Linked DNA regions of Mus musculus: region 2 is linked to region 1. Evidence: chromatin loops called from intact Hi-C (ENCODE). Cell type or tissue: gastrocnemius. All regions are shown on one strand. Each heading gives the region's core, and the rest is flanking DNA. Links, peaks and the distances in the headings are about the cores only.

What was found. Hi-C counts contacts between places; a loop is a spot of excess contacts. Peaks named below come from ENCODE experiments on the same cell type or tissue, not always from the same donor. Only the 100,000 strongest peaks of a DNase experiment are listed, where the experiment ranks them.
Region 2: it touches region 1 in a loop (6-fold over the local background); 4 of 42 quality-filtered maps call a loop at or near these places.

The regions. Positions count from the first base shown.
Region 1 is chr9:120,583,755-120,600,603 of GRCm38, forward strand. No RefSeq gene overlaps it. Among named protein-coding and RNA genes, the nearest start is that of Gm34323, 9.7 kb to the right of the region's middle. In gastrocnemius, for the core only: a CTCF peak has its summit at 7,945 (motif pointing left); DNase peaks (open chromatin) are centred at 7,942 and 11,795.
Region 2 is chr9:121,379,142-121,387,141 of GRCm38, forward strand. The region is part of intron 1 of Trak1 (trafficking protein, kinesin binding 1); the gene reads left to right. Among named protein-coding and RNA genes, the nearest start is that of Trak1, 16 kb to the left of the region's middle. In gastrocnemius, for the core only: no CTCF peak of the experiment used is centred there; DNase peaks (open chromatin) are centred at 3,580, 4,337, 4,844, 6,164 and 2 more places; H3K27ac peaks cover 3,007 bases.

The sequences.
Region 1 (16,849 bases), core at 3,988-11,987:
TTTTACCCTTTATTCTAGCTGTAGAATATCTTAGCTTTTTTTTGTTGTTGTTTTGTTTTGTTTTTTGTTTTTTGTTTTTTTTCGAGTCAGGGTTTCTCTGTGTAGCCCTGGCTATCTTGGAACTCACTCTGTAGACCAGGCTGGCCTTGAACCCAGAATGCGCCTGCCTCTGCCTCTCAAGTGCTGGGATTACAGATTCCTTTACAGATGGTTGTGAGCCACCATGTGGCTACTGGGAATTGAACTCAGGACCTCTGGCAGACCAGTTAGTGCTCTTACCTGCTGACACATCTCTCCAGCCACTCTTAGTCTTTACTGTATCTCTTGTGTGAACTTTTGCAGGAGTTTGGTGGAAACCTGGGGGAGAATGGGCAACTGTACAAAGCAACACTGGACGAAATCCAAGTTCAAAATGGGAGTTTGGAAATGCAGTGGGTGGTGGCATGAGTCCATAGGGTTGCTGGACATTAATGAAGTGGGGTTTGATTTGTTCTTGGTAATAACCTTGAAGGGAAGCCTGTGCTACTGTGGACAGGGCCCTGGAAAGTGGTGACTGGAAAAAGGATGCCGTGTGCGTGTTACAGTAGCCTTCCTGTACACTGGTGGATCAGTCCATGATGATCGGTTTGGTTGTTTTGTTTTGTTTTGTTTTGTTTCTCCTAGGGACAGTGTTTCTCTGTGTAACCCACCTGAGTCTCTGGTGGGAGGAGTGTGCCACCATCCCAGGCTTGCCTACGGGTTCTTTACTCTCATTCATATCTAGACACTTGTCAGAAGCAGTGGATATAGAAACCTTTACATTTGTGTATTTAAGATTTGCTAAGTTTCTGGTATGCTTGCAAAAAAACAACAACAAAAAGTAGTTTTCTGATGTAATTCTGTTTTAGGGTGTCTGTGAATATCACAGACACCCCTTGGGGAGATTTATTCTTTTTTTTTTTTTTTTTTTTTTTTTTTTTTGAGACAGGGTTTCTCTGTGTATCTCTGGCTGTCCTGAAACTCACTTTGTAGACCAGGCTGGCCTTGAACTCAGAAATCCTCCTGCCTCTGCCTCTTGAGGGCTGGGATTAAAGGCATGCGCTAGCACGCCCTTCGAGGATTATTCTTGATAAGGGACATGGGTGTGGCCCCTGGCAGTTTGTAATATGTCTTGGCTTCCATCTCTCCCTTTGGAGCCCACAGATATCCCCAGTCCTACTTGGAGCCCTTCAGACAGACCCCTTATGGGCAGGCACACAGTCTCCGTGCAGCCGTAGTAGCCACTGGAAACACAGCAGAGCTTTCTCTGATGTCTGTTGTGGTCATCTACTTGTAAGTCTTCGGCTGACTCTGCTGGTGTAGCCCTAGGCAGCTCAGGTTGAACTTTGCTACTGATTTTCCAAAGTCCCCGGTGCTGAGGCTTCCCGCAGAACTGGATGGACAGTGTCCCCAGAAGGGGAATTTTCAGATGCTACACAAGTAAGTGAGTGGCAGAGGGGGCTGGTGAGATGGCTCAGTGGGTAAAGGAGCCTGCTGTTATGTCTGATGGGCAGAGTTCCATCCCTGGGATCCATGTGATGGAAAGAGACAACTCGCCTCCACAAGTTGGCTTTCTCTCACACATACACACACACACGCACACACATATACATGCACATGCACGCATACATACACATGCACACGCACACACACACACTCATACATGCACACACACATCCACACACATATACATGCACATGCACGCATACATACACATGCACACGCACACACACACACTCATACATGCACACACACATCCACACACATATACATGCACATGCACGCATACATACACATGCACACGCACACACACACACACACGCATACATGCACACACACATCCACACACATATACATGCACATGCACGCATACATACACATGCACACGCGCACACATACACACACACAAGCACACACGCTTTAGAAATAAAATGGGTGGGCAGTGGTGGTGCACGCCTTTAATCCCAGCACTTGGGAGGCAGAGGCAGGCACATTTCTGGGTTTGAGGCCAGCCTGGCCTACAAAGTGAGTTCCAGGACAGCCAGGGCTACACAGAGAAACCCTGCTTCAAAAAAAAGAAAGTATTTATTTTATTTATATGAGTACACTGTAGCTGTCTTCAGACACACCAGAAGAGGGCATCAGATCCCATTACAGATGTGAGTCACCAACCACATCGGCGCTGGGAATTGAACCTCTGGAAAGGCGTGCACTCAGGACCTCTGGAAGACCCCTGAGCCATATCTCCAGCCCCAGTAGTATCAGTAGTATATTTTTTTAAACAAACAAATGCATGGAGGTGCTCTGAGTGTGGTGAACAATGTAGGGGAGACGCTCTGAGTGGGGGGTGTGAACAGTGTGGGGGGAGACGCTCTGAGTGGGGGGAGGGGATAATACAGTGTGTGGGAGAGGCAGATAGTGAGGGAACTGACAAGCTTAGACTTTCCTTCTCCATGGAGAAGGGGCACCCTTTGGCATCATTTGCAACTCTATTTCACCTTGGCCCAGATTTTGAGAAAATTATATTTCTAAGAAGAGTGAAATGAAGCAGGGTGTCTTTCACTTCTGAATTGACTGTTGTCCTTTGAGATGGAAGCAGCTGCCACAGAAACAGGTGATAAGAGTCGTGATTGTTTGGCTGGACACACGGACACTCCAGGACAACCTTCCTTTGTCCCCCTGGAAACCCTGTGAGTGGCTCTTCCTTCTCTCTGCTCCGGAGGCTGAGGTGGGGCTGTGGTCATCCCAGGAGGGCCAGGCTTGACCCAGTAGCTACACTGACAATGCAACCTGCAGTCTTTCTTTAACCTTTTACTACTAACATTATCAAACTTATGTTTTCTTCTCATTATCAATTTGATGTTATTTCTGCGTTTTTCAGAAGTGATGCGTATCTGCCAGGGAGGATGTTTGGTTTGCCTGTGTCTCTCCAGCTTGTCTCCAGAGTCCTGTACTAGAGTCCCTAGGGACACTGCCCCCTGGTGGGGATAGTGTGTGTTACAAGGAGACAGTTGTGAGAATCTCCCTTTCATATGACTTCCTGCCCTGATGACATTTGCCCTGGTGCATTACCAAGGTGGCCTCTACCACAGGCTGGACCAGCAGCCTCCAGACCATGAGTTAAATGAGCCCCTTCTCTGTATAAAGCGTTTTTGGATTTTTTAAAATTATATTCCACAGAAACATGGATGGGTACAGCGTTTGTCTTAATGTGTCATATCCTGAGACATACACTCATCGTGGGTTTATTCCATCAGTGATAAGATGGTTAGGACCATTTGGTTAGTGCATTCACCAAGCTTCTCTGTCAGTTATGTTTAATTTTGTAATTAGTATGTGCGTGTGTGCATATATATGTCACATGAGGAGGTCAGAGTGTGTGTATATATATGTCACATATATGAAGGTCAGTGTGTGTGTGAGCATACATATGTCATGGCACATATGTGTAGGTCAATGTGTGTGCGTGCATACACGTCACATATATGGAGGTCAGTGTGTGTATGTATACACATATCATGGCACATGTGGCGGTCTGTGTGTATGTGCATACATATGTCATGTCACCTGTGAAGGTCAGTGTGTGTGTATACATATGTCATGGCACATATATGGAGGTCAGTGTGTATATGTATGTGTATGTATATGTTATGTCATATGTGGAGGTCAGTGTGTATGTGCATATATATGTGATGCCACATGTGGAGGTCTGTGTGTATGTGTGAGCATACATATGTTATGGCACATATGTGGAGGTCAGTGTGTGTATGTGGCATACATATGTCATGGCACATATGTGGAGGTCAGTGTGTGTGTGTGTGTGCATACATATGTCATGGCACATATGTGGAGGTCAGTGTATGTGTGTGCATACATATGTCATGGCACATATGTGGAGGTCAGTGTATGTGTGTGCATACATATGTCATGGCACATATGTGGAGGTCAGTGTATGTGTGTGTGCATACATATGTCATGGCACATATGTGGAGGTCAGTGTGTGTGTGTGTGCATACATATGTCATGGCACATATGTGGAGGACAGAGGACAGCTTTTGGAGTCAGTCCTCTCCTTACTCCTTTTTGAGGCAGGGTCTCTCATGTTTCTGCTCCTGTACTGTTTACATGAGCTGAGTGGTTTTCTTGCCTCTGCCTCACATCTTACAGCAGGAGTGCTGGGGTTGCAGTGGTACCCTGCTCTTCTCTGCTGGCTTTTCATGTGAGTGCTAGAGATTGAATTCCAGTTCTCCACCTTGCATGGCAGGTACTTTATACACCAAGCCAGCTTGCTGGTGCCAACAAGTGATTTTATGGGAGATGGTCTGGATAGATCCTGCTCTTCCCTGGAACCCACCCTAATGTGTGAATAAAGATGATTCATATCTATCTGTACATTATTTGGAGCACGAGATAGAAGTTGAATCAAGTTTTATAGCTCTACTAAATTATTCTTGACAGCAAATAGCTGCAGAGTGCCAGCTAGCACCACACAATTTATCCAGTAGACTGACAAACTGCCAGGCGAACACTGCCCGGTGTCTGTAAGCTGAGCCACAAACAACACCAGAAGGACAGAGGGAAATCAGACCGAGGCTGGATCCTGGCAAGTCCTTCGTCACCATGTCTTGCCAAGACCCCAATGACCTTGGCTGGGATCACCCTCCAGCCATCACCCATTCTCAGGATCAGGAAATTCTCCCTTCCTCTGGTGAGTTATTGAAAGCCCATTTTAAAATAAAACATTTTTTATCGATATGTGTGTGTGGGGGGGGGTGCATGCACATGTAAGCCTGGGCACCTGTGCTGTAATGCACAGGTGTTGTAGTGCACCTGTGCTGTAATGCACAGGTGTTGTAGTGCACCTGTGCTGTAATGCACAGGTGTTGTAGTGCACCTGTGCTGTAATGCACAGGTGTTGTAGTGCACCTGTGCTGTTGTTGTGCACCTGTGCTGCTGTAGTAACCCATGGTGATCAGACCCATGGTGATCAGATGACAGGAGTCAGTTCTTTTAAGATTTATTTATTATTATAATTAAGTATACTGTAGCTGTCTTCAGACACGCCAGAAGAGGACGTCAGATCTCATTACGGGTGGTTGTGAACCACCTGGTGGTTGCTGGGATTTGAACTCAGGACCTTCGGTAGAGCAGTCAGTGCTCTTACCCCCTAAGCCATCTCACCAGCCCAGGAGTCAATTCTTATTTCCCACCTTGAGCGGATAATATCTCTCTTGTTCCAGCTGCTGTGCCCTGTGCTCTAGGTTAGCTGGTCTGCAAGCTTCCAGCTGATTCTCCTCACTCTGTCTCCTGTCTCACAATAGCATTGCTGGGTTCACAGATAACACCGGGTCTCACCATGTAGCTCTGGCTGGCCTGAAACTCACTGTGCAAAACAGACTGGTCTTGAATGGGTCTGGGGATCGAAGAGGTCATCAAGCTTGTGCAGCAAGTGCTTTCTCACCCACTGAGCCATCTCCCAGGCTGCACAGTGAAGTGTCATTCAGTCATAAAGACGGATGAAGTTACATCACTTACAGGAAGACGGATGGAACTAGAGTTCATCATGTTAAGCGAGATAAGCTGGGCTCGGGAAGGTGACGGCTGCATGTTTACCCCGGGTAAGGAACCTAGAGGCATATGCAAGTCTGGGGAAGGGCTCAGGTGGTAAAATGCCTGCTGCACCAAGCAAGAGGCCCTGAGTTTGGAGCTGTCATCCATGTAAGGAGCCAGTTGTAGCTTTTACCCCCACAGCTGTAACTCCAGCGCTAGCTAGGCAAAGACAGGCTGATCTCTGCAAACTCACTGGGCAGTTGAGTGTATGACCTCTAGGGTCAATGAGAGGACCTGTCAGAAATGAAGCTGGAGGGACCGGAGAGATGGCTCAGTGGTTAGGAGCACTGGTTGCTCTTGAGAGGATCCATCTGCACTCACGTGCACATATCCATACACAGACACATAATTAAAAATAACAAAAAAAATAATGTGTCTTAAAAAAATAAGGTAGAGAGTAATGGAGGGAGACACCCAAGGTCGATCTCTGGCCTCCAGATGCATATATACACAGCACAATGCACACACACATGCACACATATACACACATGCTTGGGCATACACACACACACACACACACACACACACACACACACACACACACATATACACACAGACACACACAGTTTACTTATATGCATAGATAGGAAACCAAAATATTTTTCTCATGTGGATGTGTGTGTGTGTGTGTGTGTGTGTGTGTGTGTGTACCTGTCTGGAAAGCAGAAGGAAGGGTTTTCTTTGTGGGGAGGACAATGAATGACAGAGGAATCAGGAGTCAGGAATGGAAAAGAGGGAGCTGAGGAGGGCAAATGTCACACAAGTACAACGGTGACATGTATGACCATCATCGTGAGATCTGTTTCTTGTTTATTTTATTTATTTATTTATTTATTTATTTATTTTAGTTTTTCGAGACAGAGTTTCTCTGTGTAGCCCTGGCTGTCCTGGAACTCACTCTGTAGACCAGGCTGGCCTCAAACTCAGAAATCCACCTGCCTCTGCCTCCCAAGCGCTGGGATTAAAGGCGTGCGCCACCACGCCCGGTGTGAGATCTGTCTCTTTGTGCCCTGAGAGAAGATCTATTTCTCAACTTTCACCTTCCTGCTGTTGAAGTTCAACCTCACTGAAGACACTGGCCTCATTCCCAGGCACCAGGACTATTGCAAGCTTCTTTCCTTGTTCACTAAGAAACCCTTTCCCTCTGTGAGATGGCTCAGCAGTTAAGAGCATCGACTGCTCTTCCTAAGGTCCTGAGTTCAAATCCCTGCAACCACATGGTGGCTCACAACCATCTGTAATGAGATATGGCACCCTCTTCTGGTGTCTAAAGACAGCTACAGTGTACTTATGTATAATAATAAATAAATCTTTAAAAAAGAAAGAAACCCTTTCCCATTTTAATTTTATTTCCCAACAGTATGTAGACAGAGCCCAGAGTGCAAATCGGCTGCAGTGTGTTCCCTTGCTCTGGGCGAGTAGCGTGCCTCCTGGGGCCAGCTTACATTTGCACAGCCCGCGTGCCGTTCTTCCACCTCCAGCTCTTGCTCTCTGTTGTCCTCTTTGCATCTTGCCCTTCAAGTGGGCCTGAGGTAGTTAGGTCTTTCAGAGATTGGGTGGCAGCCCCCCCCCCCCCAAATGCTTTCTGCAGCAGGAAGATGAGTGTCTTTCTGGGGCTGTTTGAATGATGTATTTGTGAGGGAGTACAGAAAAGATGATATTAACTTGAGGGACTTCCCATACTCTGTATTTAAAGGGAGCAATAATCAGGAGAGATTTGTACTTTCATATCACACTCATTCATTCATTCATTCATTCATTCATTCATGTGTGTATGTGTACTTGTATACATTCTACAGTGCACATGTGGGAATGAGAACAGCTTGTGGGGCCCAGGGGATTGGACTCAGGCTGCCAGGCTTAGAGGCAAGCCCTGGTTTCTACTGAGCCATGTCTCTGGCCCATACCTTAAAGTTCCAAAGCCATCTTCGAGCAAAGTCCTCCTCCCGGGCCATTATCTTTGAATAATGTTCAGAAGAGCTGTGAATTTCACGGGACAGTGTCTTCCTGAATGGTCTGCACCCCTGACATTTCCCATCTGACATCTGTATCATTGTGAGTGGGGTCCTATCCCTGTCTCAACAGAAGTGAAAAACTTTACACCGGAATGGTTCTGTCTGATGCCTGCACTAATAGCTCCCAGACAAAGCAAACAAACACAACCAAAATCCCAAACAATAAAACGTCCTCTATGAGACCTGGGGAGATGGCTCAAGTGGTTAAGTGTCTGCTCCTGCAGCCAGCAGACCCAGGTTTGACTTCCCATGTGACAGTTTTGTAACTCTAGTTCCTGGAGAATTCTTTGCCCTCTTGTGGCCGCTGTAGGTATTGCGTGTATCCCGCGCACGGAGCAAGTTTGTTTCTCCTGCTTTGTTAGCCAACATCATGAACTCCTGCAGTCTTTGACGAGATAAGCCGCCCTCCGGAGAGGCCCTCATGGCATGGGACTGGGTGGCCTTTAGTCAATTGCTAGAGAGAAAATGAGAACCTCTGTTGAAAGTCTTCAAGAAAGCAACTCCCAACAGCATCCTGTGAGTCTGGAAAAGATTTCTTCCCTAGCTGGTCTTCCCTAGCTCACTCATTGCGGGTGGAGATTGTCCTAATATTGTTTCAGTTTCAATTATAAAGTATCCAGACAAAAAGCAACTTAAGGGAGAAAGGGTTTAATTTCTGCTCACAACTCTAGGTTACATACCTTCCATCATTGTGGGGAAGGCAAGGCAGGAACTCAAAACTGCTGGTCACAAACAGCCACATCCAAGAACAGAGAGAAATGAATGTGTGCTTGCTTGCTTGTGCTTAGCTCAGTTTTCTACTCTCAAACAGTCCAGGATTGCCTGCCTAGGGAATGGTGCCACCCACTGAGGGCTGGGTCTTTCCTCATCACTTAACTCATTTGCAACGGTCCCCCATAGACATGCTCACAGACCAACCCGCTGTGAACAGTCCCTCATTGATTCTCTCTTCTCAGGTGACTCCAGGTTGTGTCACATTGCCAAAGCTAACCATCACAGGGCTCTTCTGGGACATTCTGAGCAGAGGCTCCAGCTGGGCTCCACCCATGCCCAACCCTGAAAGAATTGTGATACAACAGATACTTAGCTTAGCTGTGCAGTGTGTTGTGATAGAACTGGTGGTGGTCCAGTGTGGATACAGGGGCATGGGATTTCATTCCTCTTAGATAAAGGTCTAAAGGGTGGAATGGTGGCTTGGCATGGTGAGTATACTTTTCCACGTGCTCAGTGACATTCTCACATTCCATCTGGGGGTGTGAAGGTTGCCCTGGTCCATCAGCCTGCATCTCTGATCTTTTTTTTTTTTTTAATAGAATACCTTTTACTTATTTTTCAATAACTACACACATGTAAACAATGTATATTGGTCATATACACCCCTAACCATCCTCTCCATTCTTCCCTCCCCTGGACACTCCAATTCACTACCTCCCACTTTTTCTTCCAACCTCCTCTCTCTGTGTCTGTCTGTCTGTCTCTCTTCTCTCTCTGTCTCCACTGAGGCTAACTGGTGCTGCCCAGTGGAGTGTCCACTGATCCCCTTGGCTTGCTCTTGGTCAATAGCCACAGCTGTAGTGTGTTCATGGGTGTAGTGTCAAGTCCAGAGGACAACCCTCCTCCCATCTTTCCTCCCATCCCTCCTCCCATCCCTCCTCCCATTCCTCCTCCCCATCCTCCAGCTCTTACATTCTTTTTTTATTTTATCTTCTTCAATTTTATTTTATTTTGAGACAGGCTATCACTGTGTAGCCTGCCTGGCCAAGAACTTGCTGTATAGAAGACTGGCCTGAAACAGAGATTTGCCATCACACCAGGCAGCTCCTACACTCTTTGTGCCTCCTCCTACAGCCAGCCATTGGCAGAAAGTCCCATGTAGGGCTAGCCCTCAACACTCGCTTACTCTCAGCACATGGGCAGCTGTGAGTCTCCGCATTAAGTGCTCAGCACAGCACATCGAAGCTGCTTCTGGCCAAGGCAGAGGCAGCACCCATCTAGAGTATAAAACAAGCGTTTAGAAGGCCATGTAGCTTAGTAAAACAACAGCAGGCGGTTCCCCTCCATGGCTTGTGACACCCTGGAGTCTCTGACCGTTGACCAGGCCACAACACCAGGCCTGGGCCCCCTCCTGTGCAGAGGCCTCAGATCCAGCAGAGCAGCTACATTGTTCCCAGGGCTTTTTGACTTTCTTTTCTGATGGCTGGAACTGTATCTCACTGTGGTTTTTAATTTGCATTCACTTGATGACTAATGAGGGATAAACCTGTTTGAACCAGTTGTACAACCTGTTCAGAGTTTTGTTTTGCTTCCAAGAGAATTACGTCTTGTTTGTTGGTTTAATTGTGTGTCCTTGTTACCCTTGTAATTTGAGAAATATAGATGAAAAGGCAGGATTCCTGTCTTGAGGGAAATTCACAGAACAATCAACATGTCAACATAGTATTATATGTGAAATACAAAAGGGGGGTAGAGGACAGGGCGGAAGTGCGATGCTGGCAGGGGAGTCATTCAGAGTCTTCTTTGCTGACTCACGCAGTCGGTTGCACATGCTGCTGAGGAATAAACTAGAAGGGCACAGATTCCATTCTCTTAGGATTCGTTTCTTAAATCATGTGTGCATGTGTGCACACACATGTGCATACTTTCTATGAATGTGTGCACACACATATGCATGCTTTCTGTGAATGTGTGCACACACATGCATGCTTTCTATTCATGTGTGTGTGTGTGTGTGTGTGTGTGTGTGTGTGTGTGTGTGTAGACACAGGCATGCGTTCGTGCAGGGCACTGATCCCTGGAGCCAGAGTTACAGAGTTGAGTTGTAGGCAGTGGCTTCTGCTGCTGACTTGTATACTGTAAGCTAGCAGTCCAGTGAGCTTTTGGGTGATTCTCCAGTCTCTGCCTTCTATCTCACCAAGGAGGCATGCTTGACTTACAGATGTATGCTAACACACCTGGCTTAAATTCCCCCCAATCCCCATATCCCCACTGAGGCAGCGGTTCTCCATGTAGCCCTGGCTGTCCTGGAACTTACTTTGTAGACCAGGCTGACCTGGAACAGAGATCCATCTGCCCCTTCCTCCTGAGTGTTGGGATTAAAGGTGTGCACCACCACGCCTGGCTTGCTTTGGGTGTGTGTGGGGGTGGGAGGGTGGGGGGTGGTAAGGATTGAATTTAGATTCTCACATCGAAGGCTTTAGCCTGCTGAGCTATCTCTTGGCTCCAGATCTTTTGATTTTAAACTTAATGCTTTGTACACTGCCCATGGTTATCCCAAACACACCCTTAACACTACGTCTTCGTTACTCACTGTCTCTCCTGGTGCTTCCTTTCATGTGTGAAGCCGAAGGCCCCTTATTCATTTTTCATAAGCAGAAGTCAGGCATCTCATCTAAAAAGAATGCATTCATTCCACACGTCTGTTTACTTATACACAGATGTGTATTTTCAATTTCTTCCTTTCCGGTTCAGGAAGCTGCTGGTAATAAATTTTCATTAAAGTGGTACAAGATCGGAAAGTGAAATAAGCCCCAGCACATTTTCCTAAGTAATCAACAGAATCCCAAAGTGAGAGCCAATTATAACCCTCAGGATCCGCCCCCGCTCATTCAAATGCAGTTATCACAGGGTAGAGCCCAGTGGGGGGCTGCCCACTTCCCCTCAGCTTTTTTTTCACCCCCTTTCTCCAGCTCCAACATCTGAACAATCAGTCCTTCAGCCTCCCAACCTAAGACTTGAGACTTTGTGTCTTGTGTTGATTAAGAAGATGCCAGTCAGGACGAAGTCAGACATGGATGTGTGATAGAGGCTCAGTGCGTGGCTCACTCAGTATTCACAGTTTTTACTTATCTATTTTATTTATGTTTTTAGTTTAAGAAAATGGTGTGTGTGTGTGTGTGTGTGTGTGTGTGTGTGTATTGCATTGCACTTGTAAGAGGCCAGAGGACAATTTTTGTGAGTGAGCTCTCTCCTTCCACCATGTGGGTCCCAGGGGTTGAACTCCGATCATCAAGCTTGGCAGCAAGTGCCTTTACCCACTGAGCCATCTTTTCTGCCCTGTTCACAATTTCACAGTGTTAATAGTAGATAATTAAGCTTTGGCATAGCTGTCTGTATTCACAGCTTCTCTGTGCAGCTCTGGTCTGGTTCCCATACAGGAGGGCTTGGCTGGGCTGCAGCAGTCACTCTAGGAGAGCACGGGTCAGGGCCTGGCAGGTGGATCTACCAGGAAGCTCCCAGCTGGGGCCTCTCATTGCATCTGTGTTTCCCATGAAGGCTCTGAGAAGCAGAGGGGTTTCGCAGCATTTCCCGGCTCAAGCTGACAGAATCCATTCTATGCTCTGAACTGCCAGGCAAGGAGTATCAGCTGCTAGTTCACCTGAGAGTCAGATGCTGTGTGGGTGGGTGACATGGAGCAGCCTGCAGATGAGCAGAGTCCATCTCTACCTCACAGGAGGGCAGCAAAGCCAAGATAGACAGGGCTGTGGAGAAAACAGAAGTGCATCTTGCTGACCCTGGAGGGACTCTTTTCTCAGTTCGTATTTGAATCAACATGGAGGGAGCTTGGCTGCCCACTGCATACAGGGCCCCATGTTGGGCACACACATCAAGAGCACACAGGAACAAAGAATCTAGGGGTGGGGGAGGCTTCTGCCCGAGGAGGTGGGGGGCACAGCATGGTAGGGAGAGGGACTCTGGCTTAAGCCAGGGCACGGGAGAGCATCACGGGCACCTGGACACACTGCCTTTCTCTTGGCTTCCCCTGGCTTCTTGGTGAGAAGTGTTCTCTTAGCAAATTCACTACACCACGATGCAGCATCAGAGATGGAGACTCCTAGTGCCACAGGCAGGGACAAGTGTCATGCTTCTATGGCTTGCACAAGCCCACCTCACTCTTGGGTGAAGCTAGAGGTACTAGAACTCAGGTCTTTGGACAGCTGTGCTCATTTCTTTACCCTTTGCCTTTGCTGCATCCTAGATTCTTTCTGGCTTTAAAGGGGAGCAAGAGAGATACCCCATATCAGCCTGGCCAGGTTTACAGGTAGCAAGGTTGGTGTAATCAGGATATATAGCTGCATCTAAGGGAGCTGCTCAGATGAGAGTCTATAGATCATATGGTAAGATTCTATAGAGCATGTGGTAAGATTCTATAGAGCATGTGGTAAGATTTTATAGAGCATGTGGTAAGATTCTATAGATCATGTGGTAAGATTCTATAGATCATGTGGTAAGATTCTATAGATCATGTGGTAAGATTCTATAGATCATGTGGTAAGATTCTATAGATCATGTGGTAAGATTCTATAGATCATGTGGTAAGATTCTATAGATCATATGGCAAAGGGTTGGGGGCAGGGCACAGATGAGCAAAGGGATACGGGCTAAGTTGGGGCAGCGTTGACCCAATGCTGATCCCACTTAGGGGTTGACAGTGGAAAATGGGACTGGAAAATTCTACTGTAAGACCCCAACTCAATGTGTTTCTTAGACCCCTAGAAACGAAGCCCAGCATGGAGTTCTTTGTTCTTTCACCTTCAGCCTGAGAGAACGATGACCACTGGGTGACCCACCCAGGCACCTGACTCATTGTGTAAGGGACCAAGAATGTTTGCCAAAGATAGCCTGTAACCTTTCCGTGAGAGATGAGCTGTAATTCGTCATCCCCATTCTTATGTTTACTCAGCTTCCCCATTCTTTGTGGTCTTATCCTCCCCTCACTTTGCGGTTTATTCTTTAAAAACCCTCGACTGCAACTGCTGGGGGTCGATCTCCTCTGCCCCTGTGCGGGTTACAAGCTCGGCCTCAGCATGTTGCTTCCCGAATAAACCTCATGCGATATTGCATCAAGAATGGTTTCTCTCAAGTTCTTGGGGTGTCAGCTCATCCCGGGACTTGAGCGAGGGTCTCCCCAGAAATGGGGATCTTTCACTACATAGGCAATTGTCTACAGTCAAGAACTGCACCAGGTGAGAGGAGTAGGGTATAAAATAAAATAAAATAAAATAAAATAAAATAAAATAAAATGAGTAAAAACACAAACAAATAACCCACCACCACCACCACCACCACCACTAACAACAATGAAAGAAAGGAGATGCTAGATATACAAGTAACATGAGAGAGATCAAGAGAGAAGGAAAGTGGATTTTGGAGCTCTCCCAGGGACAGAAGGGAATCGGGAGATGTCCAGCTTCCTCTCTGACCCCTACAGGAGACATCCTTAGTTCTGGTTACATCAAGTTCTCCTCCCTCTCTGTATTATCTGTCCTTGGTGCACCAATCTGTTCACATGTCAATTTGTGTCTGTTTTTGTTTCATTGTCTGAATCACTGTTGTTCTACGTTTCCTGTTGAAAAGAAAAAATGGTTAAAACTTCATCTGCTGGCTATCCATCTCTTGATTCAGTCTCAGTTTGCACAGCGGAGGCTGATTTAAGTTGCCCTGCACCCTGTGTGTTGCCAGGAGTCAAGCACAGCAGGAGAGGCCCTACTGAAAAGCTGCTTTTAAAGGGGGCCAGCAGCTTCTTAAGTTCTAAAGCAAATAAGCTGGTAGTTGTTTTTTTTTTTTTTTCCTAGAAAGACCTCTGCAGTTGTGACTATTGGATTCAGCAAATGACAAGGTGCCTTTTCTCTTGAAATTATAGCTAGCAAAAGTAAAAATTCTTTGTTTGGTCTAAATTTATAAGATTTGCATAGCCACTTCGATTGGTTTCCGACTGGTCTTAAAGGTATAAATATGCTCTGCATGTCTTGGTCATAGAGTATTGGCTTATAAGTTATTGGGTATGATCAAAAAAGTGTAACATTGGTAACAAGAAAGTTAGCTTAAAACTGGTAACTCAAGGTTGGAGTCATTTTAAACAACAACACATGACATGAACCAGCCCAGGAAACCAGGCCTCTAAAGATACTTCTAAATTGGGATAAATTTTTATGTAATTCTTATCCTAGAAACAAGACTTAGAAGGGATAAGATTTAAAACAAAGTCTCTTTAATGAAGCATTACAAGTTGCACTGTCATGTATTCATATATAAATTGTCAGCCAAACTTTGTAACATAAAAGTGATGCTTTTGATATTGATTTTAAAGAGAATGGATTGTTTAAAATTGGGATTTGCTTTCCAGAAGTTATGGTTATGCTCTAGTATTGCAAGAGAAACTTAAAAATTATGGTTAAATTGCCAGTGTTCCATTGGCTGCAGTTTGTAGTTTGAATGCAAGCTCAGGGTTCTTAAATCACCAAAATGTTGTAATTAGGATGATTGCTAGAGTAATAAAAGTTAAAAACAGCTCTGACCCATATGGGCCTGCTACTCCTTCTACACAACCTTTATTGGATACAGTGGTAGAAGCAAAATTTAACCCCCCAAGTTTGGAAAAGAGATCTCAGTGAGAATTTATTTGTTATCAAACAGGCTCCCGATGGACTAGGAGTTTGTGGGTAGGCTACTAAAAAGAGCGAGTAGAATTTTCAGAGACCCTCAAGCAGGGGTTCCTTTTGTTACACAATTGTCTTATGAGAGTGCTAATGCAGCTTGCTGCGGCCATCCAGCCATACAAAGCAAGACAGACTTATCTAGATATTTGTGCAGATCTTTGTGCAGAAATTGGACCCTCGTATAATCAGGGTTTGGCTATGGTTGCTGCCTTGCAGGGGACTACAGTACAAGCAATGCTTTCATAGCGCCAAGGTTATAAGGAATATTTTAAGTATAAATCATCTTAGGAAAGACTGTCCAAAAATTAGAGGCATAGACAGACAGTAGAATTGCTCCCCTGGAACCTGTCCTCACTGCAGGAGGGGTTATCAATATGCTCAGACTAAGAAATATTTACATTTGAGATAATGCAAAGCTCAGAGCAGCTTCAGCCAGGCTTGTGTGGCATTTCTTTTATTTTGCAAACCCTGCTTAGGGAAGTTTTGGGGGCCTCACCTCGCCTCCACCTCCAGGAATTATTTTTAAGCCAAAACAACATTATTACAGACCAATCCAGGTGTTGTTCAAAATAAAGTTTAAACTTACGATTTATGAAAGGTCATTGAGGCTGTGTAACTTCTGAAGGCATTGCAATCCGGCCTGCCTACTCCATGTAGAATTATGAATTTGGAAGGTTGTTTTTTTCCCTCTGTATCCTGATAATTATAAAGGGTTTGCTTCTAGGGAGCTTGTAATCACTGGAAAGTTTTGCGTCTAGGAATGGCGAATAGCCTTACATTATATTTTTAAAAAAATTGCCTAGAAGCTAGGACTGTGAATCTTTCAGTGTATATTGTTTATTATATGGAGAATATTTATTAGCTGATCACTCTGGTGGGATGTTACTACAAACCTTTGCTCTTATACAACGAGCTTTAAAGTTTGGGGGAATAGTTGTTGCTCCAGAAAAGATTCAGAAGAAATATCTTTCTCAATACTTGGGGCCTCAGTTATATCCTAGAAAAATTGTGGTACAGAAAATTCAAGAAAGAAAAGATGATTTGCTTACTTCAAATTATTTTCATAAGGCTCCAGGAGATGTTAATTGGCTAAGACCTCACCTTCAGCTCCCCACAGGAGGACTTAAGCCTTTGTGGGATGTTGTCAAGGGAGATGCAAATTAACTGGTGAGAGGCAGGATAGCTTTGCAGAAAGTAGAGGAAGATTCTGTTATCAATTGTTAGCTGCTTATTCTAGTTATTGTTACTCAATGTGCCCACAGCAATTCTTTGGCAAAAGAGAGCATTAATGTGGATTCACCTTTCTTCACCTCCAAGTAAAGTTTTAAAATCCTATTATGAAGCCATTGTGGGGTTAATAAAGAATTGTAGGATAGAATCATGAAAATATTTTGGAGAGAATGTCTTAAAAAACCCGATGAGACATCTATTCCTTGTTTCAAATAGCAATTAAATTGGTTATTAAAGAATATTGAGGGCTGGTGAGATGGCTCAGTGGGTAAGAGCACCCGACTGCTCTTCCGAAGGTCAGGAGTTCAAATCCCAGCAACCACATGGTGGCTCACAACCATCTTCATAACGAGATCTGACTCCCTCTTCTGGAGTGTCTGAGGACAGCTACAGTTTACTTACATATAATAAATAAATAAATAAATCTTTAAAAAAAAAAGAATATTGATATTTGGCCTACTGCATAGCAAACTTTTTAGGTAAAATTGGCAATCATTATCCAAAAGACAAGTTGTTAAATTTTTCTTGTATGCATGCTTT
Region 2 (8,000 bases), core at 1-8,000, 790 kb after region 1:
CTGCAGACTGTTGGTAGTCTTGTCTGGGCAGCAGCGTGAGAGTCCTTTCTCCCTCAGGCCTCGGCCTTAGGACTCTGGGCTCTGTGGGTGGTCTTGTCCTTGACTGTGTGGTGTGCTTTCTGTCAGGTGATTTCACACTGCAACCCAGCCCAGAAAGTCAAGCAGGAGGACCGGACACGTTGCACAGTCTTACAAAATGTCTTGTGCTTTTCCAAACCACTTAGCAAAGGGCTTCCACGTTTCTGAGCCTGTTTCTTTGTTTCATGAGGCTTGCCTGACCTAAGTGTCCCTGGCCTCCAAGGCACCTCCCCTCAGTGAGCATTCTTCTCAGTGAGACAGGGTGGTACACTTACTGTGTAGAACTTAACGGCCTTCTGCCTCGGTTTCCCAAGAGCGGGAGCTCCAGATGGTCACCACCATATCCAGCTACCAAAGCCATTAAAAATTATTACAGTGCTTCCCAAGGCCACTCCTAACTCTACATAATCAAACCAAAACACATGAAAGGAAATGTCATCAGGTTTTTATAAGATCCTTTAGGACTTTAGTGTAGAGTAATTTTTATTGAGTGGTGTAATGGATTTAATGTGAAAGCCTACTTCCAAAGAAATACAACACCTGGGCTTGGCCTGAAGCTCACATGGTTGCTTACCTAGCATGCAGCAATCAATGTCAAGTGTAAACCAGGTGCTGTGGCCCGTACCAACGGTTATCCCAGCATGTGGGAGGTAGAGGCAGGAGTCCATGGTCAGCTTTGGCTCCATTGGGAGTTCAAGGCTAGTCTGGGCTACGGGAGACACTGTCAGAAATAAAGGAAGAAGGAAAGGAGAGACAGAGAGAGAGAGAGAGAGAGAGAGAATGTCAAAAGTCCCGTTGTTTATAATAAGCCCTTTTCTCTTCGGCTATGGAGTTCCAGTCTCCTCCCCAGTCCCTCGGCCTTCATAAGGTCTCCCGAGTCATCTTCTGCCTGATACACTCAGAGGTGAGCACCCTCACTTCTTTTAAGAAAGAATTCATAAGCAGAGGTGAGTTCTGTGAGCCACTTAGGCAGATTAACTTAACCCACAGAGTGGACTGTGGGAACCCAGATGCATAGACCCTTGGCCAGAAAGAAATACGTATAAATGTATGCATATTTATTGTATATGTACACATGTGCACACGTGTGCCTGGCCTGTGAGCAGAGATCAAAGGATGACGTGTGTGTGTGTGTGTGTGTGTGTGTGTGGCTTCTCCTTCTACAGTGTGGGTTCAGGGGTTAAATTCAGGATACCAGGCTTGGCAGCAAGTGCCTTTACCTCACTTCTTGCCTGGCCTGTGACCAGATCTCCCTCCTGTACCTGTTGTTGCACAGTAGAGGACACATAACCTGTTTCATGAGGGATTCTGCCCCCCCCCCCCCCCCCAGAGCAAAGGTTGAGGAATCCTAGCAGACTGGCTCTGCCAGTCTCCACTGATCTCCAGACCCGTCCATGTTTCCACACGGCTGGCCACGCTTTTTTTTTTTTTTTTTTTTTTTGATGTTTTCTGCACTTCCTGAGGACATGGAGTTCAAGGAAGGTAACACCTCAGAGAAGGCGTGAGACCAGAACCAAGCTTGCCCTGTACGTAGCCTCAACCGTGTCTGTCGTAAGCGGAAGGGAGTTCCTGTGAATCCTGTGAGCCATTTAGGCAGATTAATTGAATCTACCGAGTGGACTGTGGGAACCTAGATGCATAGACCCTCGGTCAAAAGCACAGGTAGGATTCTGAGGCTTGCTGCTGAACTCAAGGGGTGCATTTTGGGGATCAAGCCTGTGTTGTGTGGGATCTGACACTGTCCCTAGGCAGTGGAGACTTGAACTAAATCCAGGGCCCCCAGTGATACTGGCTGAGGCTTGGGTTGTAGTGTGGGGAGAGACCCTGGGCCGGAAGGGGTTCCTGTGAGCCAGTGGGGGGGAGGGGTGTGCCAGAGAGTAGGTTTTTTTTCTGTATCAGCGGGATCACCTTTAGTTTTGATTTTAGATTGTCTCGTAATTGGACCGAGCTAGGGTCACTCGACAGAACCAGACCCAAACAGCCTGAGTTCATGTTTACCATGAGCCCACCTGTTCTGAATGTAGACGTCAGTGGAATAGACCTTTAGTGTATTACAGACTCGTGTGCTGTCAAAGCCTTTGTCATTTCCCACTTGTCTTGCCAGTGTATACTCTCAAATGCCTAACATTATCTTCCTCTTGTTGTGTGTATCTGTGTGCATGCGTATCTCTCTGTGTGTGGTGCATTGTGTATTTGTATTCATGTTGGCATGTATAGGCACACATGTGTGGGGGTGCACTTGCACACGTGTACACACTCACGTAGAAGCCCAAGGCTGATGTGGGGAATCATCCTCTATTGATCTTTCACCTTAATTATTGAGATAGGTCTCTGAATCAAACCAAGAGCTCACTGATGTGGCTAGTCTTACTAGTCAGCTTGCCTTGGGATCTCCTGTCTTCTTTTTGCCCCTGAGCCAGGGGCTTTCCCCATCCCTTGTTTGCCATTGGATTCTAGACATTGTATTTGTATACGTTTGTGGTTCATTATCGTCTTAAACAACAACACTTTTCACAAGTTGTGTTAAAATACACATAACAGTTGTCAAAGAACACATTTAAAGCACATCGTTCTGGACTGTTGAGCACCTGAGCACCGCTCCTTTACATGGGCAGTTCTGCGGTTTGAACTTAGCTTCATGCATGCTAGGCAAGCTCTCTACCAGTGAACTTTTGTACCGCTAGTGCATTTACATACTGCACACTCACCACTGCCTGGCTCTGGACATTTTCACCCAAAGGAAGCGATCTCTATTAATAGTCGATCTTCCTTAGCCCCTGGCAGTGCCCAGTCTTCCTTTCCGTGGTGGGTGGACAGTCTCTAGGCGCTTTGAAGGAAAAAAAAAAAAGCCATGCCGCTTGTGGTCTCTGTGGCTGGCTTCTTTCACATCCTCTGATTTCAGGGGACATTCACGTTGGAGTGCCTGTCAACACTGCATTCTGTCTTTATGGCTGACTACTGTTCCATTGTCCGGGTGTACTGTATTCATTTATCAGTTCTTAAGTCTGGCGACATCTGGGCTTTTTTGCCTTTTAGTCCTGTGAATAGCTCGCTGCGAGTATGTTCGTATGGTTCCCTCAGAACAACTTTTTTCAGCCTGGGAGCCAGCAGTAGAGATTGCTGTGGCATGTGGCAGCTCTCATTTACTGAGGAGCTATTGAACTGTTTCTCAGGGCCACACCTGTGCTAGGCAGAGGGCAGCATTAACGATGCCAGCGGAGCTTCAGGCTCTGGCTAACCTGAGGGGAGTGGCTTTCTTCCCAGCTGCCTTTTCTGGTGGTGGTCACTGTCTCACCCCTCTGAGTGTTCTTAACAACGTCTCCTCCACGTAGGTTTAACATTTTGGTTGTTGTAAAAGCCACACACCACCCATTACCTAGGGACAGGATTGCGTCCAGGGAGATATATCGATAGCCGATTGCATCGATGTGTGGGCATTCCTGGGCGTTTTTGCCCACAGTAAGGCAGCCACGACGTCACCAGCATGAGACCATCTGCTTTGCTATGGGCATTTTGGAGGCGTCTCGGCAGGTCCCTCCTCCTTCGCTTTGCCCCGCTTTTTGCTGCCCGCTCTGTTGCACAACAAGCCAGCATGCCCACTTGAACCACGCCACATTCAGTTGCTCAAGGTTGCCCTTTAGCCTCACACTGGAAACCCTGTTTCTGTAACCGAGTGGGTGGACTGGCTGCCTCAGCACAGCTGCTTGTCAGGGGTATGTATCTTAGGAGCCTGTGTGAGGGCTTGTATGTGTGTGTGCATGTGTGTGTCGGGGTGGTGGGCATATCCGTACCCCTGAACTGGTTGCTTTTTGGATACCGAGTTCTTCAGGTGCTTAAGGCTTCAACCATTCTAGAGAATCTCCAGCGTTGTTTGTTTCTCTGAAGCTTAGCTCTGTTGGCTTTTGCTCTCCAGTTTCCTACATGCTTGTCTGCCTGCCTTGTGCTCCCGGAGACCCTCTTTGGCTGCTGAGAGTATGGGGGACCTCAGACACAGAGCCCTACCTTCTGTCTTGTGCCTCCTCAGCCCAAAGTTCACCCAGTACCCTGAGGCCTTCCAGTCTATTGGCTTAGCCCATAACACGCCCTCCCAAGTCTTCCATCCTCTGGGTGGTGCTTAGAGCCAGTACAGTGTGTTCTGGCTGAGGCCAGCAGAGCCTTGCAGAGGATCTGCAAGGTCTTGGTTACCAGGGTCTAGAAGCTTTTCAGACAGCGTAGGAGCCATGCCCAACGCGCATGTGCCAGTTTCCGGCCGGCCATGCTCAATGCGCATGCTTGGCTCTGTGGCGCCACAGCCTCTCTGACCCTGCTTGCCTGCATCCACTGACGTGTTTGAAACAGCAGATGGTTCTGTGAGTCTCCTGTAATCTGTGGAGTTAAAGCATCTGTGCTAGAGAAGATTAAGTGCCAGTGGCTTCAGCCTGCAACACAGAGAACAGGAAGATGGTGTGCCCCAGCACTGTGCTCCGTAGTGCAAACCCTTCACAACAGGCAAAAATAAGTGATTGTGACAGCGTTCCCCAGAGAAGTTTAGGCTAGTTCCCAACCATCCTGGTCCCGAGGGAAGAGTGTTCTAAGTCGTCTGTCAGCTAGCTGTAGATGGCCAAGTGTCTCCTGTGCTGCATGGCATATGAGTGTCTTTGGGTCTGTACCCTTCAATCCTCATAATGTCCAGGAAGTTGTAATGGGGTCCAGGTCTCTACAGAGAAGGTGAGGAGCCCTGCGCAGCTTTGACACAGCGTGACCACTCACAGTTGCTGCCAAGGGTGACAGGACAGAGAGAGGATTGCTCCCTCCAATCAGCTCCTCTTGGGAGCCAGGATTAGACTGGGGCCAGGGTGGGGATACTTGGTGGCTGAGCAGTGGGTTGGAGAGGGACTAGGAGGAAAGGTGAAGATGGGGGGAGCTGGCAGTTTGGCCCTGTTTGATGAGTGGCTCTCGTATGGGCCCTTGCTTGTCTCTGTTAATGTAGCCACAATGTACTCCCAAGGCCTGCAGTGACAGGCAGGGTGGGAAATCCCAGCATACAGACTTGTTTCATGTGGCCTTTGTCTACTTAAAAACTTCTGAATTAGTCTAGCATGTAGAAATCAAGGGATTTGAGGGACTAGCAAGATGGCTCAGCGGGAAAAGGCACCTGCCACCAAGCAGGATGACATGCGTTTGGTCACCATGATCAATGTGGTGGGAGAGAACTGATTTCTACACAGGTGCACCGTGGCATCTAGGTCCCCAAATAAATAAATAAATAGATAGATAGATAAGTAAAGTTAGTAAATGTGATTTTAAACGTTAAAGAAATCAGGGGATTTTGTGTAACCATTCAGATCCTGAGTCTTAGCGAAGTCAGCATTGGAGGACAGAGAAGGTGGGTGCTGCCCCAGAAGAGGCTCCGCAAGCCTGTGGCCCTCCCTGTATCTTTTCAGAGAGCTTGCTGGTGGGCAGAGAGTGCCTTCCTCCTGCTACTGTCCCACACACAGAGGAACTGAGTCCAGAGAGATAACGATGAGGCTTGTGTGGGAGTTACAAGGCGCAGCGTGGGCAGGACGGGGCTGGGGCCCCTTTCTCCAGACTGTTTTGCCCACTTCTACAAAGTCACATGGGCCATTTTCACGCAGCCAAATAGTGCGCTTTGAGCATGCTCACTCTGTACTCCCCTCCCCTCCCTCTCTGAGCCCTCCTACCTCTTTCCACCAGCTTCGTTCCCCTACAGTCTAGGGCCTAGACAGTTTTCCCTTTCACATCACCCATGCCTCCCTGGTTTTATGTATCTACAAAATCTAGGAGCTACAAATGGAAGAGAACGCATGGCGTTTGCCTCTTTGAGACCACCTTCATTTGCTTAGTACAGTAGCCTCCAGATGCATCTGGTGACGTGACTTCCTCCGTAAGGCTGAAAGCGTTCCACTGTGTTTATATAGATCACGCTTTCCTTCTCCCTTGCTCTGAGGCCGGACACCCGGGCTGGTTCCATCTCTCAGGTGCAAAGATCTCAGGGATGCGCTGACTTGGGAGTCTTGGGAGAAGCTGGTCACATGGTTAGTTTGGTTTGGGTATTCTTGAAGCCTTGCTATGCACTGTCTGTCCAGAAGGTGGCAGTGTGGCGCCGGCTTCCTCTCCCTGGTTCTCCAAAGCCGCCTTCTGACTCCCTCTGTTCTTTCCTTTTGCCTTCTTGTTTCGCTCTCTTTTATCCTTTCCTTCCCTGATGGCTTCCCCGTGTCTCCAGATCTGCAGAGTGGTCAGGGGTGTTTGTGTCCTCTGTCCCCTGACAGTTGTGCAGTTAGTGCTCTGTTCTCTGGGACCAGAACCCTGGGCTTCTGCGTGGTCCTGAAGCAGCAGGCCCAGAATCCTGGGGGTGCATCCCTTCTCCATCTGGCGACAGCCACCTCAGAGCAGTTATGTACCCTGCGGAAGAGGAGACCTCCTCCCAGGGAGCCTGACTTCTGAGATTCCCTGAGTTTTAAATTTGAACACTAGAGTCATCGTCTCTGCTGTAAGGAAGAAAACCTGGTAGATTAAAATACAAATCAGCACAGAACAAATTCTCAGGTGGAGGGGCCTCCTCAAAGCATCCAGTCTGAGTCTGTGGGAATGGAGAGAGCCACCTCTATATTCCGAGATCCCTGGGGCTCCCTGTATTGTCCCCTCCCTCCCAGGCAGCTCCCGAGAGGTGCCTTCATCTTAGAAGGGGGTCATTCCAGACCTCAGGGCTTGGGCAGTTCCTAGGGGATCCTGGGAGTAGACTTCCATGGCAGGCGTTATATTGGCCTCTGCCTGGGATGTGGGGGGACTTCTGCTGTCCTGTGACACTTTTCTGTACTGCTAGACAGAGAGCTAGGGCCATGAAATGACCCCGTCATGGGATGGCGGCACCTCCTGCATGCTGAAGCTGGCGGCAGCTCTTCCTGGAGGATGAAGAGGTCTGCGGGCTGGGTTTGAGGCTGGGCTGGGACTCTTGAGCCCTTTCTCCTGAGTGGCTCTCGGTTAGTGGGGAGGAGATACGGAGAAAGCCTTGCCTGGCGCTGTTGTGTAATTGTGTATGTGCCGAGGCCTGTGAGAAGCCTGGGGGAATTGGTCAGGCAAGGTTCACAAACTCAAGCTGACATTTGAGTGACATTTTAGGGTGCAGCGGTATGGGTAGCGAATATTCTAGAGGTGTCTAAAATAGCTGATTAAAAAAAAAAAGATTTCTGTGTGTGTTGGGGGTGGGGAGCTGTGGAGAATGGCAGGAGGTTTGTGTGTCCTGATGTAAGGGAAGCGAGAGAAAACAGCAGGGGCCGGGCTGGGAAACGTGGTTCAGCTGTGGGCTTGGCTGCTTCATAAGAGGCAGGGCTGTTTGCGAATCATGGCTCCCATAAGGCAGGTGTTCATGTGTCTACATGGAAGGTGCCATGTGTGTTCTCTTTAGTCTACATGGAAGGCATCATGTGTGTGCTCTTTGGTCTACATGGAAGTCACCATGTGTGTGCTCTTTTTAGCTTGTCCAGGCACCCAGGGCTGATACAGCCCTTGGCATTGCCTGTGTGACTAAAGATGGCTAGCACCTGCAAGCTGGGCAGGTGACAAGGGTTAGGGTTAGGGTTAGAGCCTTGTTAAGAACAAACCTCCCTTCGCCCATATGTGGAGGCGTCCACCCGTCTCCTGGTGTGATGTCATGGGACACCCTAAGTTCCACACACAGGCTTCCAGAGATGGACAGTGGTAGCAGAGGGATGGCCAGTTAGTCACTGAGGGCTCCTCAGACTAAACCTGCACCTGCTTAGCTGCCTGGCCTTGACTAACAAGATCACCCATGCTCCTTCCTCACCTGTGAAGCTGAGCAAAGAAAACCTCGTCCTTCGTTTCCAGCTGGGACAGTCCGCAAGCACCTGTCTGTGGGTCTCCAGTGTTGGCAACATTTCTACAGGTTCTTTCAGTGTGTGAGC